Linked DNA regions of Homo sapiens: all the other regions are linked to region 1. A link is a contact called in ENCODE Hi-C or POLR2A ChIA-PET data. All regions are on one chromosome and are shown on one strand. The core of a region is the stretch at or near the end of the contact, and the rest is flanking DNA. Distances in the headings are between cores, read along the strand shown. Region 1 overlaps PANK2 (pantothenate kinase 2). Region 2 has its middle 35 kb from the start of TMEM230. Region 3 holds the start of PCNA-AS1 (PCNA antisense RNA 1).

Evidence for each region. A loop is a pair of places that touch in the nucleus more often than their neighbours do. ChIA-PET counts read pairs that join two places held with the same protein, here RNA polymerase II (POLR2A). Pooled maps may share reads with other maps.
Region 2: a pooled map shows a loop between it and region 1 (6-fold over the local background). The contact joins two enhancer-like sites. A Hi-C loop is called at or near these places in 2 of 50 pooled maps. POLR2A ChIA-PET finds 5 or more read pairs at or near these places in 2 of 52 experiments (GM12878 and activated T-cell).
Region 3: a loop to region 1 is called in a pooled map, with 4 times the contacts of the local background. The contact joins the promoter of PCNA-AS1 here to the enhancer-like site in region 1. A Hi-C loop is called at or near these places in 2 of 37 single-sample maps with no recorded cell type and 3 of 50 pooled maps.

Annotation. Positions count from the first base shown.
Region 1 is chr20:3,905,264-3,908,885 of GRCh38, forward strand. PANK2 (pantothenate kinase 2) reads left to right here. Exons shown (of 7, transcript NM_001386393.1): 2 at 2,663-3,015. Among named protein-coding and RNA genes, the nearest start is that of MIR103A2, 10 kb to the right of the region's middle. RefSeq lists enhancers at 253-753, 1,475-1,554. Within about 2 kb of position 2,373, at least 9 of the 41 ENCODE cell types and tissues checked have a DNase peak (open chromatin) inside an H3K27ac peak, as active enhancers do.
Region 2 is chr20:5,076,709-5,080,111 of GRCh38, forward strand. It overlaps a transcript of TMEM230 not described here. Among named protein-coding and RNA genes, the nearest start is that of TMEM230, 35 kb to the right of the region's middle. RefSeq lists an enhancer at 2,209-2,278. Within about 2 kb of position 1,948, at least 23 of the 41 ENCODE cell types and tissues checked have a DNase peak (open chromatin) inside an H3K27ac peak, as active enhancers do.
Region 3 is chr20:5,118,059-5,121,338 of GRCh38, forward strand. It overlaps PCNA-AS1 (PCNA antisense RNA 1), which reads left to right and starts at 1,528. Exons shown (of 1, transcript NR_028370.1): 1 at 1,528-1,911. PCNA (proliferating cell nuclear antigen) reads right to left here and starts at 1,900. Exons shown (of 6, transcript NM_182649.2): 1 at 1,520-1,900; 2 at 711-808; 3 at 552-619. The coding sequence starts at 1,740. RefSeq lists enhancers at 474-1,354, 1,094-1,243, 1,355-2,235, 1,684-1,853, 1,984-2,433 and a silencer at 1,434-1,493.

The sequences.
Region 1 (3,622 bases), core at 1,123-3,622:
AGCTGATCCCAGTTTTAATAGCATTCCTCTTTTGAGGCTTATGCATGGTTATTGCCTCTGTAAACCTAGTTCTGCTGCTGCTATCTCTTTTTTTTTTTTTTTTTTGAGACGGAGTCTCGCTCTGTCACCTAGGCTGGAGTGCAGTGGCATGATCTCCGCTCACTGCTCCGCCTCCCGGGTTCATGCCATTCTCCTGCCTCAGCCTGCTGAGTAGCTGGGACTACAGGCGCCCGCCACCACGCCCGGCTAATTTTTTTGTATTTTTAGTAGAGATGGGGTTTCACCTTGTTAGCCAGGATGGTCTCGATCTCCTGACCTCATGATCCTCCCGCCTCGGCCTCCCAAAGTGCTGGGATTACAGGCGTGAGCCACCACACCCGGCCTGCTATCTCTTCTTGTTTCCCAGAATTATTTTAGAAAATAATATATCAAATATATCAATAAACCCACACCCTTTTTTTTTTTTTTTTGAGGTGGAGTTTTGCTCTGTCACCCAGGCTGTAGTGCAGTAGTGCTGTCTTGGCTCACTGAAACCTCCACCTCCCGGGTTCAAGCAATTCTCCTGCCTCAGCCTCCTGAGTAGCTATGATTACAGGTGCCCGCCACCACGCCCGGCTAATTTTGTATTTTTAGTAGAGATGGGGGTTTCACCATGTTGGCCAGGCTGGTCTTGAACTCCTGACCTCAGGTGATCTGCCCTCCTCATCCTCCCAAAGTGCTGGGATTACAGGTGTGAGCCACCGTGCCCGGCCTAAACCCACATCTTTAGTAATTTCTACGATTTAGATTGGGAGGGGAAGCATGTACAGATGCTTTTTGACTTACGATGTTTATGCTACATTCCATAAACCCATCAGAAGTTCAAAATACTGTAAATCAGGCTGGGCGCAGTGGTTCACACTTGTAATCCCAGCACTTTGGGAGGCTGACCTGGGTGGACTGCTTGAGCCCAGGAGTTCAAGACCAGCCTGGCAACATGGGGAAACCCTGTTTCTACAAAAAATACAAAAATTAGGTGGGTGTGGTGGCATGCACCTTTAGTCCCAGCTGCTCAGGAGGCTGAGATAGGAGGATTACTTGAGCCCAGGAGGCAGAGGTTGCAGTGAGCTGAGATTGTGGCGTTGCATTCTAGCCTGGGTGACAGTGAGACCTTACCTCAAAAAAGAGAAAAAGAAAATACTGTAAGTCAAAATGCATTTAATATACCCAGCCTATTGAACATCATAGCTTAGCCAAACCTACCTTAAATGTGCTTAGAACCCTTATATTAGCCTACAGTTGGGCAAAATCTTCTAGCATAAAGCTAGATGATTTAATAATGAATAATATAAAAGATAATTATTTTACAATAAAATGTCGAATATCTTGTAATTTATTGAATACTGTACTAAAAATAAAAAAAACAATAAATACTTGAAGTAGAGTTTCTACTGAATGCTTATTGCACCATTGTAAATTTGAAAAATCATTACTTTGAGCCCTCATTAAATTGGGACCTTCCATATGTCTGTGCAGTCCACTTTGATCCAATCTCTTCAGGCCTTTTTTTTCTTTGAGACGGAGTGTCACTCTGTCGCCAGGCTAGAGTGCAGTGGTGCGATCTTGGCTCACTGCAGCTTCTGCCTCATGGGTTCAAGCGATTCTCCTGCCTCAGCCTCCGGAGTAGCTGGGACTACAAGCGCACGCCACCACAGCCAGCTGATTTCTGTATTTTTAGTAGAGATAGTTTCACCATGTTGGCCAGGATGATCTTGGTCTCTTGACCTTGTGATTCACCTGCCTTAGCCTCCCCAAGTGTTGGGATTACAGGCGTGAGCCACCGTGCCCAGCCCTGCCTTTTTTTTTTTTTTTTTTTTTTGAGACAGAGCCTCACTCTGTCGCCCAGGCTGGAGTGCAGTGGTGTGATCTCAGCTCACTGCAGTCTCCACCTCCCAGGTTGAAGCAGTTCTGGTTTAGATTTCCTGAGTAGCTGGTACTACAGGTGCACGTCACCATGCCTGGCTAATTTTTGTTTTAGTAGAGATGGGGTTTTACCATATTGGTCAGGCTGGTCTCAAACTTCTGACCTCAGGTGATCCACCCACCTTGGCCTCCCAAAGTGTTGAAATTACAGGTGTGAGCCACTGCGCTTGGCCTAAAGGACATTTTGGGAACCGGTGTTAATGTCTATTGAAACCTTTTATTTTTGGAATATCAGATTTTGAAAGATAAATTGACCATTGGAGGTTATATGTTACATAGGTTTGGGAATTTCCTGTTTCTAGTTTGCTGCTAAACCAGAACTCTGAAGTCTCAATGTTTTTTTTTAAGCCGATAGGAAAGAGAGATTTTCATTCTGAATCTTTGTTTTTCACAGTTGAGGCTTACGAGTAGTCATCTTGTTATTTTTAAAACACTTCATAGTGCGGTTTGCGCTTGTCTGACAGAATGGTTGGGTTGGCTCAATACTTTGATATTTTTCTTTTTCGTCTTTGCCGTAGTATTTTTTTTTTAAGTTATGCATCTAAATCAAGACAGAATCACATTTCTTTGCCCCAAAACCCTTTTGCCTAGAATTATGTTCTTTGGAAACCCTAGCGTTTGAAATAAGTTGCTACTGTGGTAAGGGTAAATTTAATTTTCAGAAAAAAGCTGTTCTGACTTATTTTTCTTCCCCATTTAGTTTTTCCATGGTTTGGACTGGATATCGGTGGAACTCTGGTCAAGCTGGTATATTTTGAACCCAAAGACATCACTGCTGAAGAAGAAGAGGAAGAAGTGGAAAGTCTTAAAAGCATTCGGAAGTACCTGACCTCCAATGTGGCTTATGGGTCTACAGGCATTCGGGACGTGCACCTCGAGCTGAAGGACCTGACTCTGTGTGGACGCAAAGGCAATCTGCACTTTATACGCTTTCCCACTCATGACATGCCTGCTTTTATTCAAATGGGCAGAGATAAAAACTTCTCGAGTCTCCACACTGTCTTTTGTGCCACTGGAGGTGGAGCGTACAAATTTGAGCAGGATTTTCTCACAGTATGCATTTTTTAGCTTATATACAATTTATGGTAATTTGATTGTTAAAAATAATGCCAGTAGCAAGTGGTGAAATAATTTCCATCTCTAATGGAACTTGAATTTTCTTGAGTCAAATGAAGATTAAAGGTACGCTAGTGATAGGAGTTGGCCATCTAGAGGTGGTTGTCTAGTTCAGATGTATGGACGACAATCAGAACCACTAAAAGGGTAGCATTTTATTGCTCCTTTAGTATGAAAAATTAGGGCATCTGCTATACGTTGAGGAAGAAACTACCTAAAAGGAACATCATTAGATCATGAACAATGAGATTGAAATATAATTAAAATCATTTCATGTCATAAAATTGTTTTCAGTCTTGTCTACCACATAATTTCTCTTGTCTCCCTCAGTTGTTTGCTGGCATGTTCACTAACTGAAAAAAATAAGGAACTCTGGTCAAAAGTGGTGTTTTCAGGCTCAGGGCTGGTCTGAGATGGGTGACTGCAGAGCCCTCCTCTCCCAGAATGCTTTCTGATGTGTTCTGTGCTGCACACTTAACTGGAGTCTCGCCACCATGTCTGGCCCCTGGGGAATGCTGCCAGGCGCTCTATCTTGCTTTCATTG
Region 2 (3,403 bases), core at 698-3,197, 1.2 Mb after region 1:
GCTTTGTTGCCCAGGCTGGAGTGCAGTGGTACAGTCTTGGCTCACTGCAACCTCTGCCTCCTGGGTTCAAGCGATTCTCCTGCCTCAGCCTCCAGAGTAGCTGGGATTACAGGCAAGCGCCACTACACCTGGCTAATTTTTGTATTTTTAGTACAGACGGGGTTTCGCCATGTTGGCCAGGCTAGACTCGAACTCCTGACCTCAGGTGATCCACCCACCTTGGCCTCTCAAAGTGCTGGGATTACAGGTGTGAGCCACCATGCCCAGTCAATTGATATTCTTTAAATTCATTCATACATTCTTTCAACAAATATTGGCAGAGTGCAGTGGCTCACACCTGTAATCCCAGCACTTTGAGAGGCCAAGGCAGGAGGATTGCTTGAGCCCAGGAGTTCGAGATCAGCCTGGGCAACATAGTGAGACCCCATCTCTACAAAAAACAAACAAAATTAGCTGAACATGGTGGCATGTGCCTGTAGTCCCAGCTACTCGGGAAACTGAGGTGGGAGGGTCATTTGAGCTCAGGAAAGTAGAGGCTGCAGTGAGCTGAGATTGTGCCACTGCACTCCAGCCTAGGCAACAGAGCAAGACCCTGTCTCAAAAACAAAACAAAACAAAACAAAAACCAAACATTTACTGAGTCCCAGCTATCTGACAGGCTATCCTAAATGTTGAGGTTACACAGTGACCAAAATAGACAAAAATCTGGTCCTTGGCCTGGTGTGGTGGCTGACGCCTGTAATCCCAACATTTTGGGAGGTGGGTGGATCACCTGAGGTCAGGAGTTCCAGACCAGCCTGGTCAACATGGCAAAATCCCGTCTCTACTAAAAATACAAAAATTAACTGGGCATGGTGGCGCACACCTGTAATCCCAGCACTTTGGGGGGCTGAGGTGGGTGGATCACTTGAGGTCAGGAGTTCAAGACCAGCTTGACCAATATGGTGAAACTCCATCTCTACTGAAAATACAAAAATTAGCAGGGTGTGGTGGCAGGCGCCTGTAGTCCCAGCTACTTGGGTAGTTGAGGCAGGAGAATCACTTGAACCTGGGAGGCAGAGGTTGCAGTGAGCTGAGATTGCAACAGCGCACTCCAACCTGGGCAAGAGAGCAAGACTCAACTAAAAAAAAAAAAATCTGTGCCCTTGTGGATTCCATCTTACTAGGGGAAATACTTGTAAGTAAGATAAATTTGTGAAATATATACTATGATGGTAGTGAGTATTAAGGAGAAAAATGAATCAGGATCAGAGATAAGTAGCATGGGGCCTGGGGGCTTAGCTTCACTGAGGTGATATTTGTATCAACACTTCATGAATGACACACAGACATCAACCTCACTGCCCCATGGAAGTATAATCTGAGGCAGAGCAGTAGAAACTGGCTCAGGAGAAAAGGGAGGATGCAGACATGTCAATTAGACACAGCCAAAGATGCTTCATGATTTCCTGGGTGTGTGACCTGTGTAGACGCCCAGGGACCCATGCTTAGAGGGACTCTGTGCTTGATTTAATGCTCTGCTGTCACCCTCTTGAAGTTTTTAATCAGTTTTTAAACAAGGGACTGCGCATTTTCATTTGGCACTGGGCCCCACAAGTTACAAGTTATGTAGCCGGTCCTTCACTCTGTTGAATAAACAATGGCTTCTCCCTATCACCCTCTTTGGAAGCACAGATACTCCCAGCAAATGCTAATCATTCATGTTTCTAATTTCCTGGGGTGACTTGTTTTTCCTCTAACAGGTGTGAAGTATGAGATAGAGACTGTATCATCCAGGGTAGGCTGGGATATGCTGCATGACAGAAACCCCCAAATCTAGTGGCTTAACACAACAAAGGTGTACTTCACTCTCGCACTTTGTGTTCATTATGGGTCAACGCGGGGCTCTGTTGTGCATCACGATCACTCTAGGACCGTGGCAGAGGGAAAGTGAAACTGGCGGTTAGAGCCGCTACTCAGAAATGACACATATTGCTTGAACTCACATTTCCTCGCCAAGGCAAGTCATGTGGCGACGCCCTCCTTTAAGAGATGAGGAAGTTCAATCCAAACATGAGCCCACAGAACTGGGCCACTTGTCTTTTGGTGTGTTTTTTTGAGACACAGACTCTTGCTCTGTTGCCCAGGCTGGACTGCAGTGGTGTGATCATGGTTCCCTGCAGCCTCAACCTCCTGGCCTCGAGCAATCCTCCTGCCTCAGCCTTCCAAGTAGCTGGGACTACAAGCATGCACCAATGGGCCCAGCCTACATTTGTTAATTAGTTATTCCAACACTATTTATTAAACAAGCTATCCTTTCTCTGGTGATTTTAATTGCCCATTTATCACATACAAAATTTTGCTGATATTTGTGACTCTTTTTGCATAGTGTTTCTGTTCCATTGATTTTTCTTTCAATGCCTATGCAGAATCACCCTGTTTTAATTTCTGTAGGTTTATAATGCCATTTTATTTTATTGTTTTAGAGACAGGGTCTTGCCATGTTGCCCAGGCTGGCCTTGATCTCCTGGGTTCAAGGAATCCTCCTGCCTCAGCCTTCTGAGTAGCGGGACTACAGGCACAAGACAGCATGCCTGATTTGTAATGTCATTTAATATCAAAGAGGTTAAGTATTCTCAAGTTTCCCCTTTGACTTTTCCTTGGCTATTATATTAATCTTTTATTTCTAGATAGATTTCAGAACCACTTTGTTGAATTCCCCCACTCCTTCTATGTGATTTTGATTAGAATGGAATTGCATTTGTAGATGAATTTGCATTTCTTTATAATATTGAGACTTTAGGTTTTTGTTTTGTTTTTAGAGACAGCTTGCTCTGTCACCGAGGCTGGAGTGCAATGGCACAATCATAGATCACTACAGCCTCCAACTCCTGAGCTCAAGTCATCTTCCCACCTCAGCTGGGACTACAGGTGCATGCCACTGCACCCAGCTTTTACTAGTGTAATGAAATAATCTTTCCATCTCCTGGGAGAATGGTCACTCACGACTGAAATTCACTGAAATTTTTAAAAAAGAAGAAAAAAAAATTGGAAAGCCTTATTTTCTCTCTCTCCTTTCTTTTTTGAGACAGGGTCTTGCTCTGTTGTCCAGGCTGGAGTGCAGAGGTGCGATCCTGGCTCACTGCAACCTCTGCCTCCCAGGCTGAGGTGATCCTCCTGCCTCAGCTTCCCGAGTAGCTGGGACTACAGGTATGCACCCCCATACCTGGCTAACTTTTGTATTTTTAGTTTAAAAAACTGCATAGTTTTTGTTTGTTTGAAAAAAATCATTACATCTTACTGAGATACTTAAGAAGATTATTTTATAAAACTAATAAAAGCTGGGTTACTATCTTCAGTAACTTTCTATTAATTTGATCTTCAAGTATTTTGTTTTATAGTTATTGTGAATGAGACAATGTTC
Region 3 (3,280 bases), core at 278-2,777, 1.2 Mb after region 1:
TTTAAAATCCACTTAATAAAAAGCAAGCATTCTAGAAGGAAACAAATTTTAAAAGAGGTTCATGGAAGTTAATGCAAATAGACAACTGGCAGTAAACAATAAATTTAACCTGTGAGTTTTAGACTTGTGGTGAACAACTATCCAAATACTAAAATCTCTCTTTGAAACATGCACCAGTAGATATATTTCTAGAAAAAGTTGTTATGAAGTAGGCTTAAATTATATTAACATATCTTGACGGAGGAGGATCACTTGAGGCCAGGAGTTCCAGACCAGCCTGGGCAAGACTGCCCCCACGCCCACACACAAAAATGAAAAAATTAGCCAGGTGTGGTGGGACAGGCCCGTAGTCCTTCCTAGCCACTTAGGAGACTAAGGCAAGAGGACTGCTTGAGCCCAGGAATCCCAGGTTAGAGAGAGCTATATGGCACTACTGCACTCCAGCCTGGGCAACAGAGCCAAGACCCTGTCTGTAAAAATAAACAAACATTCTATGACATAACTATCGTGCCTGTGTACAGCACTCTCTACAATGAGAAACTGATACTCACTGGAATTCCAAGTTGTTCAACATCTAAATCCATCAACTTCATTTCATAGTCTGAAACTTTCTCCTGGTCTACCAAAAGAAAGCAGATGCTTTTGAGAAATACTGACACAGAGTTTTGATTTTCTGTAGCTTCGTGACTCGGTAAAAAGGTACGACTTACTTGGTGCTTCAAATACTAGCGCCAAGGTATCCGCGTTATCTTCGGCCCTTAGTGTAATGATATCTTCATTGCCGGCGCATTTTAGTATTTTGGACATACTAGAAGACAGGAGACACATGCTTTAAAATCAACGCCGTCTGCTGAAGGGCTGTATTTCGAACGCGGTTAGAAGGGGTTACCACTCTCACCCATCAGGCCGTCTCAGAACTGGTGGAGGGTAAGCGGACTGCTGGAGGATGCCATTATTAATGCAGACGTTTTGGGACGCATCTGGCAGTATTTATACTAAAATACCACCAGCAGTGTCCCTTCTGGATAGAAACAATCTCCTGCCACTAAGTAGGATGACAGGCTGCCACATTTCTCGCAAGGGCATTATAAAGCATTTAAAGTCAACCGCGACTGAGCCGGGAGGATCGCTTGAGCCCAGAAGTTGGAGACCAGCCCGGGCAACACACCGAGACCGTCTCAGAAACAAGAAAGCCACAGCTAAAGCGTCCATTCAAGGCCAACAGGATTTAGTGAGCAAAGAGCCCTGGAACAGTGTTCCTGGCACTGCGGAAAAACCCTTGATTTTCCCGCCACCACCCGCTTTGTGACTTTGGCGCGAAAAAGCAGGTTCGCGCAGCAGCCAGCGCGGGCTTTTCCGAACCGCGCGCTCAGCTGGGCCCCACCCCACTGCGTGGCAGGCCAATGAGAAGGCGCGGATGGCCCACGCCAGCCAATGAGGGCTAGGCTCGAAAGCGCTCCCGCCAAGCACCGGAGGTGCAGGCGGGCCGGGGCCGGCTTCCCGGGGCCGCGAGGCTCACCTGGTGAGGTTCACGCCCATGGCCAGGTTGCGGTCGCAGCGGTAGGTGTCGAAGCCCTCAGACCGCAGGGTGAGCTGCACCAAAGAGACGTGGGACGAGTCCATGCTCTGCAGGTTTACACCGCTGGAGCTAATATCCCAGCAGGCCTCGTTGATGAGGTCCTTGAGTGCCTCCAACACCTTCTTGAGGATGGAGCCCTGGACCAGGCGCGCCTCGAACATGGTGGCGGAGTGGCAACAACGCCGCTACAGGCAGGCGGGAAGGAGGAAAGTCTAGCTGGTTTCGGCTTCAGGAGCCTCAGAGCGAGCGGGCGAACGTCGCGACGACCGGCTGAGACCTAGAAAGACAACGACCACTCTGCTACGCCTGCAACCGTTTAATGCCGCCGCGTCCGCAAGCGCGCGCTCTCACCCTGCGCCGCGTTGCGACGTCACCACGCTGTCCAGCCCACGGCCTTGCGGGGAAGACTTTAGGGCCAATCGTGTCCATGCTCCCCGCGAGGCCCGCCCCCTAGAGCATACATTGGAGGAAGCGGGCGCAGGGCGGGGCAGCGTCGCGCAGGTCTCCCCGCCTCTTTGACTCCTGAACCCGGCCGCAGAACAAGTCCGGGCATATGTGGAGATCGGGTCCCGGTCCCGGCTCGTCAAGCCCCAGCTTTATGGTGGCTCCTCAGCCTCCCACTACGTGGGTAGAAAGTTTCCAGCCACGAAAGTGAAAGTGAAATGCAAATCAAGCCTACCGGGAGGAAAAGCCTCCTTGCAGCCTGAAGAGAGTACAGCTGCTGCAAATATGCACTTTATTTTTCAATTACAGAATTGATGCGCTCGTAGGTGTCACAAGATAAAGAGGTGAATTGTTCTGTTAAACTTAGCTCCCTATCATCCTCTTAACATTCCCCCGCCAGCTCTTATAATCACTCAATCGTTCATTGTATAAAGCTTTTAAAGCTTTTTTAAAAGTTCGAATACACTTTTTTTTTTTCAAAAATGCACTCATTCCGTAAACACTTGGAAAAGTACTTAATAAAGTACATTTAATTTTATGCCACGTACATCTTTTATCATATCAGTACCTCTTTAAAACATAGCATCACATGTATATAACATAATTTATCAATCTCCTGTTGTTTAACTACAAACACCTTTGAGCACTTAGGCAATTTTGGTGATATCAACTCCTTGAAGTAATACAGCTGAGTCAAAGAGCGTACACATTTAATATTTTTTCTTTTCTTTTCCTTTCTTTTTGAGATGGAGTCCTGCTCTGTCATCCAGGCTGGAGTACAGTGGCGCGATCTCAGCTCATTGCAACCTCCGCCTCCCAGGTTCAAGTGAGTCTCCTGCCTCAGCCTCCCGAGTATCTGGGATTACAGGTGCCTACCACCACCCCCGGCTAATTTTTGTATTATTATTATTATTTTTTTTTAGTAGAGACGGGGTTTCACCATGTTGGCCAGGCTGGTCTTGAACACCTGACCTGAGGTGATCCACCTGCCTCGGCCTCTCAAAGTGCTGGGATTACAGGCGTGAGCCACCACGCCCAGCCAGAAATTTTCAATTGTTACAGGATGGACAGGATTTGTTGTTTCTCTCTTGCTTTCTTCACACCACTTCTCTTTAGTTACTTTTAATACCTTGGTCAGCAGAATTCTTTAGTTTTTCTACCATGTATCTAGGTATGGAGTTAGTTTTATTTGTCTTGTTGAGGGAACTGAAGATTCATTTCAAGTCTGACATATTCTCAATCATTATGGCTTCAAAT